2 separate regions of the Homo sapiens genome follow, and region 1 is linked to region 2. The links are chromatin contacts, found by Hi-C or POLR2A ChIA-PET in ENCODE. All regions are on one chromosome and are shown on one strand. Each heading gives the region's core, a stretch centred on a gene start or an enhancer-like site at or near the end of the contact. The rest is flanking DNA. Distances are from core to core; before and after follow the strand shown. Region 1 overlaps CDKAL1 (CDKAL1 threonylcarbamoyladenosine tRNA methylthiotransferase). Region 2 overlaps CDKAL1 (CDKAL1 threonylcarbamoyladenosine tRNA methylthiotransferase).

Evidence for each region. Hi-C counts contacts between places; a loop is a spot of excess contacts on that map. ChIA-PET counts read pairs that join two places held with the same protein, here RNA polymerase II (POLR2A).
Region 1: a map of PC-3 shows a loop between it and region 2 (6-fold over the local background). The contact joins two enhancer-like sites. A Hi-C loop is called at or near these places in 1 of 168 maps with a recorded cell type or tissue (PC-3). POLR2A ChIA-PET finds 5 or more read pairs at or near these places in 3 of 52 experiments (HEK293, activated CD8-positive, alpha-beta memory T cell and naive thymus-derived CD4-positive, alpha-beta T cell).

What each region holds. Positions count from the first base shown.
Region 1 is chr6:21,004,338-21,007,709 of GRCh38, forward strand. The region is part of intron 11 of CDKAL1 (CDKAL1 threonylcarbamoyladenosine tRNA methylthiotransferase); the gene reads left to right. Among named protein-coding and RNA genes, the nearest start is that of CDKAL1, 470 kb to the left of the region's middle. Within about 2 kb of position 1,374, at least 6 of the 41 ENCODE cell types and tissues checked have a DNase peak (open chromatin) inside an H3K27ac peak, as active enhancers do; they include PC-3, where a contact is called at or near this core.
Region 2 is chr6:20,651,066-20,654,365 of GRCh38, forward strand. The region is part of intron 5 of CDKAL1 (CDKAL1 threonylcarbamoyladenosine tRNA methylthiotransferase); the gene reads left to right. Among named protein-coding and RNA genes, the nearest start is that of CDKAL1, 120 kb to the left of the region's middle. Within about 2 kb of position 1,791, at least 4 of the 41 ENCODE cell types and tissues checked have a DNase peak (open chromatin) inside an H3K27ac peak, as active enhancers do; they include PC-3, where a contact is called at or near this core.

The DNA of each region.
Region 1 (3,372 bases), core at 124-2,623, 350 kb after region 2:
TGGCAGCCATCATCACAACAGCAGCTGGATACAAGATAACCTAGCAGTGTTGGCACATGTTGAGGCATATGGGAATTTATTAAATCATGCAACCTTTGCAAAGAAGAGCGTCTAAATGACTTAATATACTAATTTAAAACAGCTGGCCATGAGCAATCATATGACTTAAATTATTCTATTCAGATTTATTAATCCAATTGAACATTAACTGAGTAATTTGATGTTTTTATCTAAATGGATAAGATGATTTTTTGAAGTATAAAATGGGATTTGTAGGGATAGGGGAAGAAACTATATAGAACAAAGCAAGCGGTGCAATTCTGGTTTTAGAAATAATCTGTGTTTGGCTGGGTGCAGTGGCTGACACCTGTAATCCCAATACTTTGGGAGGCTGAGGTAGGAGGATCACTTGAGCCCAGGAGTTCCAGACCAGCCTGTGAGACCGTATCTCTACAAAAAAATAAAAATAAAAAAACTAGCTGAGCATGCTGATGTACACCTGTAGTCTCAACTACTAGGGAGGCTGAGGCAGGAGGATCACTGGAGCCTGGAAGTTGGAAGTTACAATGAGCTATGATCATGCTGCTGCACTCCAGCCTGCGTGACAGAGCAAGATCCTGTCTTTCAAAAAAAATTTGTCTTTGTATTTTAAAATATGTATCTTATATATTTTACTATCATTCATTGTCACATAACTGATGTTTCTGTTATCTTTTAAACTTATTACTGAGATGTTTTTTAAAGTATAAAACATGAATGATTCTTTTTTCTTTTTTCATGTGTTTTTGAGAGAGTTACTTCCCAATTCAATGATTTTTGTACTGCGTTATGTTGGGGATGATATAATTAGGGTTCCCAGGGCCTTGAGGCATTAGACAATTACTTTAATTGGGCCTCTATCATTTGAGCAGCAGTGAATGTATAGTCACTCCCCAACATAAACCATGCATTAACATATATTCAAAAAATGACAACATGCGCAGTTCTTAAGCATATGTTTTAATGCTAAGTAAAAGAATCTTTAAGTCCTCAAGTTCACACATTAAAATGTGAAAGAAACATGTAAGAATATCCTACGGATAGATATTTAGGAAATGAAACAGTTTATATATTAAAAGACCTAACTCTTTAGACAGAGTATTTTGTTAGAAGTCCAGTAGCTTTTTAGTTTATGTTAACTAGACCTTAAATAGTTAACATCTCTATCTTTCTCACTTGGTAAATACAATTTGAATGAATTAATAAACGGTTTTGTTTTTACCTGCAAGTTGCATGGATCTAACGTTAAGTTGCATCTTACTGTGGCGTCTCCATGTTGATTTTTAATCCCATGATATTGTTCATTTTAGAATTTGCCATTATCATTTCTTAAGGTACTGTGCACTTCAGGGTTAATTTCCCTTGTTGCTTATAGAATATTAACCATTTTAGCACTGTGATATTTATTATTATTCCCGTAAGTTCACTATACCCAGAGATTGCCCAGTGAAATACCACAGCTAATAAGCAATGAGCACTCATGGGTAAAGGGGAATCTTTTGCAGGGCGAGGAGAGAACAAACTAGAGGGGAAGTAGCAGACTTGCAGAGGAAGTTTCATTCTGTGATCTCTCCGCTGTATACTCATTCAATGGAAGGGGCACAAGGGCATAAAGCCAGTATTACTTGGCTTTATGGCAGGATGATGACTGTGAGTGAGTCATTGAGCTAACTTATATCATCCAGCCCATCCTATGACCTACTTTTCCAGTCTATCTGCAAAAAGGATGCTAAATTATTAACATCCTGAGTAATTTTTCTTTCCTATCATTAGTCCTGGTCATTCATGTGTGCTTATTGGAACACAATCTGATAAAGCTATGTTACATTAAATTAGTATTTTATTCTGCCTTATTCATCTAGTTTTAGTCCTAGTGGCTTGGAAACATAAGTAGAATATTTATCAGAAGAAAAGAAAATAAATGCAAAAGAAAAAAAAAGAATGATTCAGCAAGGATTAGATAATTATATTTTCTTCCAGATGCATTCCCAGATGTGTTTCTGTTCACTAAGTAACCACCTCCAAAATACTTTAGGCAAAATGCTTCCCTGAAAAATGTTTTCTGGCTTTATGTCATCATTTCTAGTATCTTTAGCTAAGTTGTTATTTTGGGTAGCACTAAGGTCGTGTTCACTGTTTTTATCTTTTGCCAAATTTCTTTCTGAGGTAGTGAAGTTCTTTTCCCTTCTCTCCATTGCTACTTTTAGAACTTTTCTAATGAATACATATATATCATTGGATCAGTTATTTAGCAGAAAAACATATTTACTTTTTTTTCCTTCTCCAGTGTGTTGTTATATTTAGAAGATTATATGCTAAATAGATTATGACACAATGTGCTAAATACCGTAGGATTCTGGGACTACCCCAAATTCGATTCACTGGTTTGAAGGCAACTGTTACTTTATGTTGACTTGCTTTCCATTTCCTTGTAGTCTGGTCAAGAAAGGAACCTCATTTTTCCTAAACTTCATTCACTTTATATCCTTCCTTTACAATATGATTATGTTATTCCTTTCAGAAATCATCGTCTCTTAATCTCTTGTGCATTTTTCCTGCCTCAGTGGTATATCATAAACATAAAGGTCCAATCACATATACATGAAGTAGTAGAATAATAACGTTTTTCTTTTTTTGACAGAGTGCTTTCATATTCCACAGAGCTTGCATATTAACTCATTATGTTACCAAAACTTAGCAAAGTACATAGGGTTAGTATTTTTAATTTGCATTTTATAAAACAAATGTCAGGGTTCGGAATGGTTAGAAAGAGTTGTTGAGGCCAGGCATGGTGGCTCATGCCTGTAATCCCAGCACTTTCAGAGGCTGAGGCAGACAGATTGCTTGAGTCCAGGAGTTCAAGAACAGCCTGGACAACATAGCAAAACCCCATCTCTACAAAAATTAGCCAGGTGTGGTGGCACTCGCCTGTAGTCGCAGCTACTTGGGAGGCTGAGGTGGGAGGATCCTGGGAGGCACTCGCCTATAGTCCCAAGTAGTCGCAGCTACTTGGGAGGCTGAGGTTGAGCCTGGGAGGCAGAGGCTACCATGAGCCGAGATCACACCACTGCATTCCAGCCTGGGCAACAGAGCAAGACCCTGTCTCAAAAAAAAAAAAAAAAAAAAAAAAAAAGCCCACAATGAATTAATGCATACTGGAACTATATACCCTCAGTTTCTACTGTGGTTCTTTTTACCAGTTCCAATAGCATATATTAATTAAATGATTTCTATTTTTATCGGTTATGTGTCCAGACTAGTAATAAATGCAATGGTAAGTATACCGATAATACTTAACATGATAATCATAATAAAACAATTATCTAATATTTT
Region 2 (3,300 bases), core at 541-3,040:
AGTTTTTTTTTCTAATTCTATGAAGAATGTCAATGGTAGTTTAATGGGAATAGTATTGAATCTACAAATTACTTTGGGCAGTATGGCCATTTTCATGATATTGATTCTTCCTATCCATGAGCATGGAATGTTTTACCATTTGTTTGTTTCCTCTCTTATTTCCTTGGGCAGTGGTTTGTAGTTCTCCTCGAAGAGGTCCTTCACTTCCCTTGTTAGCTGTTTTCCTAGGTATTTTATTCTTTTTGTGGCAATTGTAAATGGGAGTTCATTCATGATTTGGCTCTCAGTTTGTCTATTGTTGCTGTATAGGAATGCTTGTGATTTTTGCACATTGATTTTATATCCTGAGAGTTTACTGAAGTTGCTTATTAGGTTAAGAAGTTTTTGGGCTGAGACGATGGGGTTTTCTAGGAATAGGATCATGTCATCTGCAAACAGAGACAGTTTGACTTCCTCTCTTTCTATTTGAATACGCTTTATTTTTTTCTCTTGCCTGATTGCCCTGGCCAGAACTTCCAATGCTGTGTTGAATAGGAGTGGTGAGAGAGGGCATCCTTGTCTTGTGCCCGTTTTCAAAGGGAATGCTTCCAGCTTTTGCTCATTCAGTATGATATGGGCTGTGGGTTTGTCATAAATGGCCCTTATTATTTTGAGGTCTGTTCCATCAATACTTAGTTTATTGAGAGTTTTTAACATGAAGGGATGTTGAATTTTATTGAAGACCTTTTCTGTATTGAGAAAATCATGTGGTTTTTGTCTTTAGTTCTGTTTATGTGATGAATTATGTTTATTGATTTACATATGTTGAACCAGCCTCGCATCCAGGGATGAAGCCCACTTGATCATGGTGGATAAGCTTTTTGATGTGCTGCTGGATTCGGTTTGCCCAGTATTTTATTGAGGATTTTTGCATTGATGTTCATCATGGATATTGACCTGAAGTTTTCTTTTTTTGTTGTATCTCTGCCAGGTTTTGGTATCAGGATGATGCTGGCCTCATAAAATGAGTTAGGAAGAAATCCCTTGTTTTCAGTTGTTTGGAGTAGTTTCAGGAGGATGGCTTTTTGAAGGGTTTTTTGTGTGTCTATCTCCTTAAGAGTAATACTTTAATGGGAACTTTTCTAATAAGTAATTTCAGTATTTGTGAAGTTAGCTAATAGGTGATTTTTGAGTATTTGTTAAGTGTTAACTATGTGTTCTTCTCGGAGAATCAATGCATACTTTGTGAAGTTGCCTGACACAGTCCTTGCCTCTTTTCCCTGCCCATTAGCACTGTTCTAAGTGCTGCAGTACCTGGCTTTCAACGGAATTGCACTTTGTTGAAGGGAGGTGGGCATATTAAGTCCTTGCTTCTTTCTTTGTTCCCTCAAGTTAACGTGGAAGAAGTATCCTTTTTTCACATTTTCTCTGAATCTTATCTCCATGGATCTTCTTAGAAACCTTCTTCTAGAAATTATTTCCTCATTCCATATTTCCAACCTCTCCAACTCCCCTGGAACCTTTTCATTGGTATTTAAACATACCTGGGTCTAATCGGCCCCCTGTGCCCCTGTTAGCTATTGTCCTACATTTTTTCTTGCCTTCCCAGCCAGACTTTTAAAAATTCTTCTCTTCTTAATTTCATTCTTATACTCATTCTTTTTCCCCTTTATTGGTTTTATTGTGAAATATATTAAACATACATTAGCGTTTATAAAACACATACAGTTTAAATAATAATAAACACTTAAACATCTGCCACCCAGTGTAAGAAGTATAACATTGTCAAGACCGTAGAAACTGCCGTGTTTTCAATCATAACTCCCAAGAAGTAACCTTTATCTTGACTTTTGTGAGTCATTTCCTTACTTTTATTAGTTAATGTATCATCTATTAAGTATGTCTTTAAACAGTGTGTTGTCTTGTTTAGCCGTATTTTGAACTTTATCTGTTGAACTTATACTGTTTGTGTTCTTCTGAGATTTACATCTTTTTCTCAGCATTACGCTTTGAGATTTATTCATGTTAATGGGTGTAAATTCATAGAATTTGCTACAATTTATTCATTTTATTATTAATAGAGTTTTGAATTTTTCCCAGTGTTTTGCTTTCATGGACATTCCTGCTATGACTATTTTAAACATGTTTTCCGGTGCACATGTGTAAGAATTATTCTAGAATATGAACCTGGGAGTTGAGTTACTGGGTAACATATCTGTGTACATTCAAACTTTATTAGGTAACGCCAATTTCTTTTCACGAATGGATGTAGTAGTGTGCATTCTCACCAGTAATGGATGTGTGCATTTGTTGTTTTCCATTTTTGTCAGCACTTGATATGGCCAGACTTAAGTTTTTGCAAGTCTGTTGGTGATGATGGTATTTCGTTTTGGTTTTAATTTACATTTCCTTTTTTTCTTTTCTTGAGACAGGCTCTCACCCTGTCGCCCAGGCTGAAGTGCAGTGGCAGGATCTCGGCTCACTGCAACCTCTGCCTCTCGTGTTCAAAGGATTCTCCTGCCTCAGCCTCCCGGGTACCTGGGATCACAGGCGGGCGCCACCACACCCGGCTAATTTTTTTTTTTTTTTGAGAGGGAGTCTCACTCTGTCACCAGCCTGGAGTGCAGTGGGGCAATCTTGTCTCGCTACAACCTCCAACTCCCGGGTTCAAGTGATTCTCCTGCCTCAGCCTCTCGAGTAGGTGGGATTACAGGCGTGCACCACCACACCCAGCTAATTTTTGTTTTTAGTAGAGATGGAGTTTCACCATGTTGGCCAGGATGATCTCAATCTCCTGACCTCGTGATCCGCCTGCCTCGGCCTCCCAAAGTGCTGGGATTACAGACGTGAGCCACTGCGCCTAGTCAATTTTTTATATTTTTAGTAGAGATGCGGTTTCACCGTGTTGGCCAGGCTGGTCTTGAACTTCTGACTTCAAGTGATCCACCCACCTTGGCCTCCCAAAGTGTTGGGATTACAGGCATGAGCCACCGCGCCTAGTCAGTTTTTTGTATTTTTAGTAGAGATGTGGTTTCACTGTGTTGGCCAGGCTGATCTCGAACTTCTGACCTCAAGTGATCCACCTGCCTCGGCCTCCCAAAGTACTGGGATTACAGGCGTGAGCCACTGTGCCCGGCCTTTGTTGCATTTCTGTGATCATTAATGAGTTTGGGCTTTTTAAAATAGATCTATTGGCTATTTGGATTTTACTTTTTTGGTAAAATGGCTTCTCAGGTCATTTGTCTATTTTTCTGGTTTTTTTTTTTCATTTTAATCATTTATTTGTGGCCATATATTATGTGTCTTACATATCCTAATCCT